Linked DNA regions of Mus musculus: region 2 is linked to region 1. The links are chromatin contacts, found by Hi-C or POLR2A ChIA-PET in ENCODE. All regions are on one chromosome and are shown on one strand. Each heading gives the region's core, a stretch centred on a gene start or an enhancer-like site at or near the end of the contact. The rest is flanking DNA. Distances are from core to core; before and after follow the strand shown.

Evidence for each region. Hi-C counts contacts between places; a loop is a spot of excess contacts on that map. ChIA-PET counts read pairs that join two places held with the same protein, here RNA polymerase II (POLR2A).
Region 2: POLR2A ChIA-PET joins it to region 1 with 74 read pairs in embryonic stem cell. The contact joins the enhancer-like site here to the promoter of Slc7a3 in region 1. A Hi-C loop is called at or near these places in 1 of 37 maps with a recorded cell type or tissue (mouse embryonic stem cell). POLR2A ChIA-PET finds 5 or more read pairs at or near these places in 3 of 5 experiments (all embryonic stem cell).

The regions. Positions count from the first base shown.
Region 1 is chrX:101,083,345-101,088,227 of GRCm38, forward strand. It overlaps Slc7a3 (solute carrier family 7 (cationic amino acid transporter, y+ system), member 3), which reads right to left and starts at 2,061. Exons shown (of 12, transcript NM_001301840.1): 1 at 1,928-2,061; 2 at 527-930. The coding sequence starts at 896.
Region 2 is chrX:101,330,237-101,335,181 of GRCm38, forward strand. No RefSeq gene overlaps it. Among named protein-coding and RNA genes, the nearest start is that of Gm31385, 5.4 kb to the right of the region's middle. Within about 2 kb of position 2,240, at least 1 of the 3 ENCODE cell types and tissues checked has a DNase peak (open chromatin) inside an H3K27ac peak, as active enhancers do.

The DNA.
Region 1 (4,883 bases), core at 811-3,310:
CTCAGGAATATTATAAGATCAAATTCCCTCCCTCCTATACATCTGCCTCACAGATTCCTGCCATAATTACCCACCTTACTCTGTGTGTGTGTGTGTGTGTGTGTGTGTGTGTGTGTGTGTGTGTGTGTGTTTGACAGTTCTCTCTATGTAGCTCAGGCCTAGCCTGGCCTCAGACTTAACAAACTCTTGATCCTCCTACCTTAGCCTCTGAGTGCTGGAATTATAGGTGTACAACTCTAGACCCAGCTCCTGTTATTAATTTTAAAGACCCTAACTAACATCTTAATGAATGAACACCAGACGGAGGTGAACAATTGTACTGCACCTTCAAACCCTCCCTATACCCCTACCCCAAATAAATAAATAAATAAACAAACAAACAGACATCTAGAAGTATTGAGATACTAGGAAAAATAAAGACAATTTAGACTTCACTGAAATTGCACTCGGATTTCTGGATCCATAATCCCTCTGCTATTTGTGTAATCATCCATCCCTCCCATCCTACCCCAAGCATCTATCTCACCAATGACGTAGGAGAGAATGAGATTCCAGCCGGTGGTGAAGGCCCAGAGTTCACCTACGGTGACATAACTGTAGAGATATGCAGAACCAGAGCCGGGGACCCGGGCACCAAATTCAGCATAACACAGTCCAGCCAACACAGAGGACAGAGCAGCCACCAAAAAGCAGATCACAATGGATGGTCCTGCTTTATCTTTGGCCACCTCTCCAGCCAGGACATACACACCTGCACCTAATGTGCTGCCCACACCCAGAGCCACTAAGTCGAGGGTGCTCAGGCATCTGGCAAGGCGGGTCTCACCCATACCCAGCTCCAACACACGTCTCCGCACCAGCTTTTGACCAAATCTTCGAAGTGCCTGCCACAGCATTCTAGTTGGAATTGAAGAGGATGCTAGCTAGGTTCTGGTGAAAAACAAGACAAAAGCCCTTCAATGGGTCTCATTGTCCCCCACAAGCTCCAAAAGTGAATTACAAAACCCACTCCCTCCACCAGGTGAATGAGTTACAGGGACAAAGGGGGTTGGGCAGAAGAGGAGAAAGCAAGCCACTTCCACCTCTAATTACCATTTCTTCATATGCAAGTAGGAATTACAATAATAATGCAAGTGGGGATTACAGTGTCTCCCAGGCAGGTGGAAGGACCCATTTCAGAAAAGGCTAGAGAAAGCTCTGTATAGCACAGTGGTTGGCCTTTAGTAAGTGCTAGGACATTAGGTTTCTTCTTTTCCTGCCCAAGAACCTATGGGATTTACCCTAGAGCCCAGCCCAGCAGCCTTGAAACCTAACATTTCTGTTTCCCCGGCCTATGGCTCCTGGTGAATCAAGCGGAACTCAACTCGGGGCAACTCTGAAAGAACCCTTTTTTTTTTACACCCATTACCCACATCCCTTTTAGTGAGCGCCCAGAGAGCTTCAGAGACGTGGCTACGCCTGGAAGAGGGGACTGACCTCAATCTTATCCCTTCTCACCAAGCCCCGGCGATCCACCTGAGCCTTCTTTGCCCTCGGAGAAAGCAAATGTTCCCCACCTCCTCCGGCTAGGCTACGATGACCAGTGAGCACCAGCAGTGAGGCGGGGCTTCGGTCTCTGAAATTGGGAGATGCGCCTGGGGGGTGGGGGGCAAAACCAGCCCGAGATCGCTAGCACTTCCCTCTCGGCCGATTAGGGGTCCCGCCCGGTGGCCCTAGACTCAGCATCTAGATTTTTATGGCTCCATGAAGAAAAACAATCTGGAAATGCGCTGGAGCTAGGGAGCCCTGGCTCCTGGGCTAGGGTCTTACCAGCAACAGGTCACAGTTGCGCTGATGCAATTGCAAGCCCTGGTTGCCTGAAAAGCCTAGGTAAAAGAGGAGCCTCCCTCTCCCCACTCTGACACACGTGCCAGCCCCAAAGGCTTACCGGAGAGCCCTGGCAAGCCCAGAGAGAGAAGATTCTCAGATCCGGTTCAGTGAGGCTGACTTCAGTCGAGTTGGGTTGGGTGTGCTTCAATGCCGCAGCTCAGGGTCCTTGCAAGCCAAGCGCCCCTTATATTCACCGGGAGGAGGAGCCAGTAACGTCATGGGATCCCAGCCCTAAGCCCTCTCCCTACACATGACACACAACACAATATACATACTGAAGAGTTGAAAATCACTAGCAACCTGTTAGGTTCATAAACACTTGGGTCATAAACACTTGGTCCTTGAGCCTCAGCCAATCCCGGAAGATACCTTACCTTTCCTGGATCAATCATAATGTTCCAACGACCCGTGTGGAATGTCTCAAAGCCCCAGGAGCGTTGCCTAAGGTAGCACATCACCTAGCTGTTAAGAAAATTTATGGTTTTAAAATTTCCCCTTTTCCTCCCCCTGGTTTGTGGTTTTTGCCTTTATAAGCTCTGTAAAATTTCAGGCCGGGGTCGAAACTCCTCTACTCCTTGCTTGGTGTATGAGTCTCGACCCCAGCATGCTGGCCTGAGCTCTCGTTCTGTCTCGCTTTCAATAAAAATTCCTCGTGTGATCACAAAGTCCGGTCTCTGTGTCCCACTGGGTGCGCGACGTTCCCGAGACTTGAGTGAGGGTCTCCCTTCGGGGGTCTTTCAATACCAACACACTCGCTTGTGTACACGCGGGCACACACACACGCACACACACGCACACGCACACCGTCAGTCACCAGTCACATGGCTTTGCAACATTGGTCGCTTTTGGCCTGAGACTGCTTCCCAACCAAAAAAAACAAGCAGGGCATGGCCGGGAGTGAGAAAAGAGGGATAGCCTTTAACCATTTGCCTCTCTGGTGGTCAAAAGACAATTAAAAGCTTCCTGACCACAGATCCCATGGGTATTTTCTACCTTTATGCAAGATTAGTCAGAATCAGCAAACATTCGCAGCACTGGGGAGGGGAGTGAATAAAGAGAATTGGGTTTGTGTGAAGGCTGGAGGGGCAAATAGCACCAAGTCTCCATCTCACTGTGTCTTCTCCCTGAGCACGTTTGTCTGCATGAAATCCTTCAGGACCTTGCAAGACTATCAACAGCCCCGACTGCTGCCTCTGCTCTCACTCTCTAATACAGACAGCAAGAAAATGGAAGACAGTTTCAAACCACCTGTACACCGATCATTAACCCCGAGTAGATTCCTAGGCCACAATGTATTTGTAGCATCTCTCCACCTGCCTATTAATATTAAATATGAAATTATGAATATTTAAATATTGAAGGAGCGAAACTTTTTAAAATTGATAGTGATGGGGATCAATCCTGTAGGTCTCCCCAGTGCCAAGATTATACCAATGAGCTGCAGCCCCACCCTTTTAATTCCATTTTGCTGATGACTAAGCTGAAGTTTGGAGCATCAGACTTAGCATTGAGTCACCATTCATTCTGATAAAACCTGGCCTGTTGTTTTAAGGTCTGGCCTCCCATAGGTACTATACTTCATTCAAATGCACAAGAAAGAGGAAGTGTGAAGCTCATGCATGAAGTAGGTCCTTTTTAGGCTAGGAATTCCTAGGAAACCGCAGAAGATTGTAGAAACTTAAGAAAAGAATGCACTTGTTAAAGAGCTGCTATAAAGCTACGTCTACCAAAGAAACACGAGTAAAATCCTTGGGACCGATGGAGATCTGGCTTAGTGGTTGAGTGCTGAATTCAATGCCTCAGAGGTGGGGGTGGGAGCAAACACATTTACTCCTAGTCTTTAATGGTCTAATCTGAGAAAGAAAACCTCCACAGCACAATTAGAGGCTCCTTAGGCAACGCTCCTGGGGCTTTGAGACATTCCACACGGGTCGTTGGAACATTATGATTGATCCAGGAAAGGTAAGGTATCTTCCGGGATTGGCTGAGGCTCAAGGACCAAGTGTTTATGACCCAAGTGTTTATGAACCTAACAGGTTGCTAGTGATTTTCAACTCTTCAGTATGTATATTTTGTTGTGTGTCATGTGTAGGGAGAGGGCTTGGGGCTGGGATCCTATGACGTTACTGGCTTCTCCTCCCGCTGAATATAAGGGGCACTTGGCTTGCAAGGACCCTGAGCTGCGGCATTGAAGCACACCCAACCCAACTCGACTGAAGTCAGCCTCACTGAACCGGATCTGAGAATCTTCTCTCTCTGGGCTTGCCAGGGCTCTCCGGTAAGCCTTTGGGGCTGGCACGTGTGTCAGAGTGGGGAGAGGGAGGTTCCTCCAAGGGTGCAGTATATGAAATTACAACTAGGTCAAATTCCCAGCTCAGCCAGCCACTGTGGCCTTGCATAAATCACCTATCATTTGTAGATATAATAAGTGTGTTTCAAAGGGTTGGTGGGCTGCTTAAGTAGCAGTATGAAGTCAGGTCTTCCTATCTGGCACAGTGGGATAGTCAATGAAAATCTGACCCAGATTCAAAGTAATATATATTAGTGTCTACAACAACAGTTCAGCTGCTTAAACTCAGTGACTGCTTAGGTCATGAGATTCATTGGCAAACTGATAGATAGTCAGACAAGTAGTACAGACTGGGATGACTAAGGGAGGCTTCATTTGTAAGGCATTTGGGAGAAAGAATTGCAAGGGCTGAAGCAGAGCCTTGAGGAATGAGGAGGGATAGCGGAGCTGTAGGCCTCCAAAGATGCATGAGGTCAGGGGAGTGTAAAGATCTAGCAAGTGCAATGTTTGGAAGCACTGGAAAATAATGCTTGTTAATAATAGATGTCCCCCTCCAGGCTTATGAAGTATCTTAAATGCACTAGACGGTAAACAAATAATTTCTGAAACCCTTTAAATCACAAGTTGGTTCCCCTGGCAACCAACCCCCCATCTGGAAGCTATCCTGGAACCCCAGCCAACTGTCATCATTAGCATACAAAAAGATACTTATCATTTCTGACAT
Region 2 (4,945 bases), core at 990-3,489, 250 kb after region 1:
TCAGGCTTAAGTGATGTTTTCCTCCTAAATGGCCTAGAGTTATACTTAGGATTCCTGTAGCCCCACTAAAAGGCTGAGAGATAAGCAGATGTTCCAGAAAAGTCCATTCCACAATGTGTTGTGAAACTAAACCTGGAGAAATTAGAGCCCAACTGCAGTCCCGGATACCCAAGAGGCTGAGGCAGGAAGATCACAAACTCAAGACCAGCTTGGATAACAAAGAAAGATCCTGTCTCAAATTTAAAACAAAAGCCACTGACTGTTCTGGTGAATCCTCACAGTGTGATAATAGAGAACACACAGGAGTAATAGCTTGAATGGCAATGACCGAGTTGAGCATTGCAAGACTGAGTTAAGGAAGATGGTACTCTTTCCACCACAGTCTCCAATCCTAGGGATTCTTCAACCTTGTTTCTGTCATAACCCATCCCAGGCTTAGACTTGAAGGCTCTTCTGTTTGTTTATAAATTCTGGAACAGCTCTCAGTTTATACTCTAAACTAAAGAAGGCAGTTCTCAACCTTCCAAAAGCTGCAACTCTTTAATGCAGTTCCTCATATTATGGTGACCCTCAACCACAGACTTATTTTTGTTACTATTTCATAGCTGTAATTTTGCTACTGAATTGTAATGTAAATATCTGCGTTTTCTGATGGTCTTAGGCAACCTCTGTGAAATGGCTGTTTGATCCCACAAAGGGGTCAAGACCCACAGGTTAAGGACTGCAGATATTGATGAGATTATTGATGGAGAGGGTACATAATTGCAGAGGGAAATGAAAATAGCAGAAAGAACAAAAAAGAGAGAGAGAGAGAGCCATCTTTACGGTGTTTTGATTCCTAGAAAGCTGCTTTTTTATTTGCATAGGCTCCAACTCTTCCCTGGTTCCCACAAAACGGGGGTCCATGAGTAAAGGCCCTTTAACCATACTCGCCAAGATGTGGACAAGTCCCTTTTTATCTTTCAGTTAAGATACTTTTCAAGCCTGGTGTGGTGGCACATACCTTAAATCCCATCACTCAGGAGGCTGAGACAGGCTGCTCTCTGTGAGAGGCCAACCTGGTTTACAAAGTGAATTCCAGGACATTGAGAGCTGTGCAATAAAGAAAACCATGTCTCAAAAAATGTTTCTTTTGGTTTTTCAAGACAGGCTTTCTCTGTGTAGCCCTAGCTGTCCTAGAACCCTCTGTAGACCATGCTGGCTTGGAACTCAAGAGATCCACCTGCTTCTGCCCCCACCCCTCAGTACTGGGATTAAAGGCGTACGCAGGCGCAGCTCAAAAAGACCCCCCCTTCCCTTTTGAGATAGGGTATCTCCATATTGCCCAGGGTTTCCTGGAAATATGTGGACCAGACTAGCCTCAAACTCACCAAGATCCTCCTGCCTCAGCTTCCTGAGTGCCGAGATTAAAGGTATGGGCTACCAAGCTTGGCAAGGGAACAAGAAAACTTCCCAAGTAATGTTTGTGGGTCACCTCATAAACAACAACACATTTTACACAGATTGACATATTTTATCTTGTAAATTGTAAAGTTTTAAGATTTCTGATCCTGAATTTACATTGAACCTATTCAAGGAACTTAATCAAATCAACTTTTCCAAACTAGAGAGGGCTCAGGCATTGGACCTCACTCACTACCTGGAGCTAAGCCTGGCATGGACCTTTAGGGATTAAGAGTGGTGGGCAGTGAGCAGGGTGTGGTGGCGCACGCCTTTGATCCCAGCACTTGGGAGGCAGAGGCAGGAGAATTTCTGAGTTCGAGGCCAGCCTGGTCTACAGAGTGAGTTCCAGGACAGCCAGGGCTACACGGAGAAACATTGTCTCGAAAAACCAAAAAAAAAAAGGTGGTGGGCAGAATCGGCCTCCCTTCCTGGTCTCCCAAGCCTGTCAAGACCCGGGTGGGTGCTTTTATTTTGTCAAGTGCTGCCCTCCTGTAGTTCCTCCAACCACTCTAGCCCAGGCTTCGTCCACCCCTTTTCAGGCTTGCAGAGGGGGAAAAAAGCCCAGGGAAGACCCCGCCCTTTCCCAGAGCTGTACGATGTGTTTAGAATATGGCTGATAACTAAGACAAATGTGCTTGCGAACTGGAAAAAAAACAACTTGGAATCCTGACAGCTTTCTGAAAATCCGGCCCCATGATGGCCGTCCCTACTCTTTCTTAGCTAGTCTTTCGTTTTAGTGCTCAAAAGTGGCCATGTGACCTTGACGGCAAACGCCATCTTCCTGCCAGGGGGCCCTGCGCGCGTCCGTAGCCTTGGCCGCCGCCAGCGCCCAAGCTTTTCGGATCTCAGCAGCTTTAGACCGCCTCCCAAGACCCCTTTTCCGGTCTGCGAGGCCTGAGAGACTCTCAGATCATTGGTGGAGAAAGTATGATTGACACCATCCCTGTCTAATGACTGGCTACCTCTTTTCCCGGCTCTGATGACTAGTTCCGCTTCCTTTCCCCGAGTCTTTTTGATGACTCATCCCTCTGTCTGCGCTGCGCAAAGTGGCCTTTCCCGGCCCCGCCCCTGCTGCCCGCCACCCTCCGCCCCCGCCAAAGAGAAGGAGCTTCGGGAATTTTATCTGAAGGCGCGCGCGCGCCCGCGCGCCCCCCTTCTCCGCCCCGCCCCCCGCCGCCGCCGCCAGCGTGCGCGCGTGCGTGTGTGTGTGCGTGTGCCTGTATGTGTGTGTGTGTGTGTGTGTGCCTATGTGTGTGTGTGTGCCTATGTGTGTGTGTGTGTGTGTGTGTACTTGAAGCTAAAACACTTATTTCCGCACAGGAAGGAGTCTCATTTCCATATAAGGAGCTTAACCCCTCACTGTCCTTTGAGGTTTCTGTCTTACTTGTTGGAGGCCGGGGAAGGAAAAATGATTGGGAGGGGGACTGCCTCGGCTTCCACTTCAGCCCCAGATCACAGGGGGCTGCCTTTGCTCCAGCTGCCAGCCACTCTGAGGGAGGAGCCTGGAAAGGTGGAGTTAGGTGGAGGCTTTCGGATCATTCTGTAGGTCTCTGGGGACATACGTGTCAATCATATAGGACAACCTTAACAAAGATTGTAATCCTAAAGAGGAATCCAGCCTTCGGTAGATAATGGAGAAAACAGAGAGCCCAGGCAGAGCGAAGAAGCTGCTGGATTCAGATGAAAGGATGGATGTCTACCTGAGCCAGGGGCCCTATGTCATCCATGCTCCTGCGTGCCCTTACAGCATGTTTTCCCCGACTGGGTTAAATGAAGCCAGAAGCTGTGTAAAGGGAGCTGGCTACACTTGTCTCCTTTAGGCTGCTTCCTGTAGTCTCGTTTTGCTTCTTCATGCTCAGACATCACTTCTCCGCCAAGTTTCTTATCCCACAGGTAAAGCTGCCTGAAAGTAGCAGTGTAGCCTAGGGTTTCATAGGCTCTGTGTGCAGTAAACACCCATAAGCCTGAGTATTGCATCAAAGAATGGAGATTTCCGAACCACATACACTGAGGTGTGGTGGTTAGGAGGGGGCTGAGTTTTTATCTTCCATCTCTAGTTCTCCCTGTAGAGGTCCCCTGGCTGAATCCCACCCACCGTTCATTTGCATTGTCCAGGCTCGACCCTCTACCTTCTGCATGGAATAGCCAAGGAACAGGAAAGAGGCAACATGTGTTTTGCCCATGCTGGGGTAAAGGGTCAGTGCAGACACAAATCCTCCTTGGCTTTTGTTTCCGATTTTGACCATTTCAAGAATCAGCACACGAATGGTGGAAATTTAGACTTTTCCCATTGCGCTGATAGGCTGTGTGATCCTCTGCCGGGATGCTGGGCTGTGGTATAATCCCCCTGGCAACTGGAATATTCTACTAGGAGACGTGTACCCTTGCCTAATGCTATCAACTGCTTCCAGTTTCTCCTCTTTATTATAAAGCGTTTCTCCACTCACTGCCTTGCCTTTGTTAATTTACCCACGGTACCTGCTCTGATGGTCAAAGACAACCAGGGCTGAGTGACACTGAAGATGTAGAAGGTTAACACATGATGGATAAGAGAATGGGGAGCAGGCAAGTGTGAAAAACAGGCAGTCACAATGTTTTATACTGTCCACATATCTGGGAGTAGCGCTAGTGGGGAGGGGCGGTAATCACAGTAAGTATAATGATTGTGGTACTTGTCAGTCTTAGATGTTTCTAGGCAGATTGGGAACTGCAAGGCCATTGGCTTTCAACTGTAAGAATTCCTAGAGGATGTTGCATTTGTTTTAAATATTTACTAATTTGTGTGTATGCTCACATGCATGCGTGTGTGTATGTGTGTGTGTGTGCGTGCATGCATGCCATTGCACAGATGTGGAGGTCAGAGGACACCTTTAGAGAGTTCGAGTTCTTTCCTTTTACCATGAGTCTCTAAGGGAAAGAACGAAAGTTGTCAGGCTTGGTGAAAAGTGCCTTTAGATACTGAGCCTACTTGTTTTCCAAGATGTGATATTTAAGAAATAGCCCAACAGAAGCTGGAAGGTGGGTTGTTAATTAAAAGCACAATCTTGCCAGGCATGGTGGCGCACGCCTTTAATCCCAGCACTTGGGAGGCAGAGGCAGGTGGATTTCTCTGATGCCCTCTTCTGGCCTCTTCAGGTACTGCATGCACATGGTACACAGGCATACATGCAAGCAAAACACCAATTCACACAAAAATTTTAAAGGGGATGGTGGTGAAAAGATCATCAATTAACAGCACTTGTTTTTACAGAGGACTTGGATTCAGTTGTCAGCACCCACACGGTCCTCCAAATCTCGAGCCTCAGGAGCTCCAGCACCTTCCGAATTAGGAGGGCACCTGGAGTGCTCCTGCTGCCCAGATGTACCTGTGAACAAAACACTCACACACATGAATAAATCTTAATTTTTAAATGTTTAATTAGTGTATTTAATGTATATGAGTGCTCTACCTGCATGTAAACATGCGTGCCAGAGAGGGCATCGGACCCCATTACAGATGGTT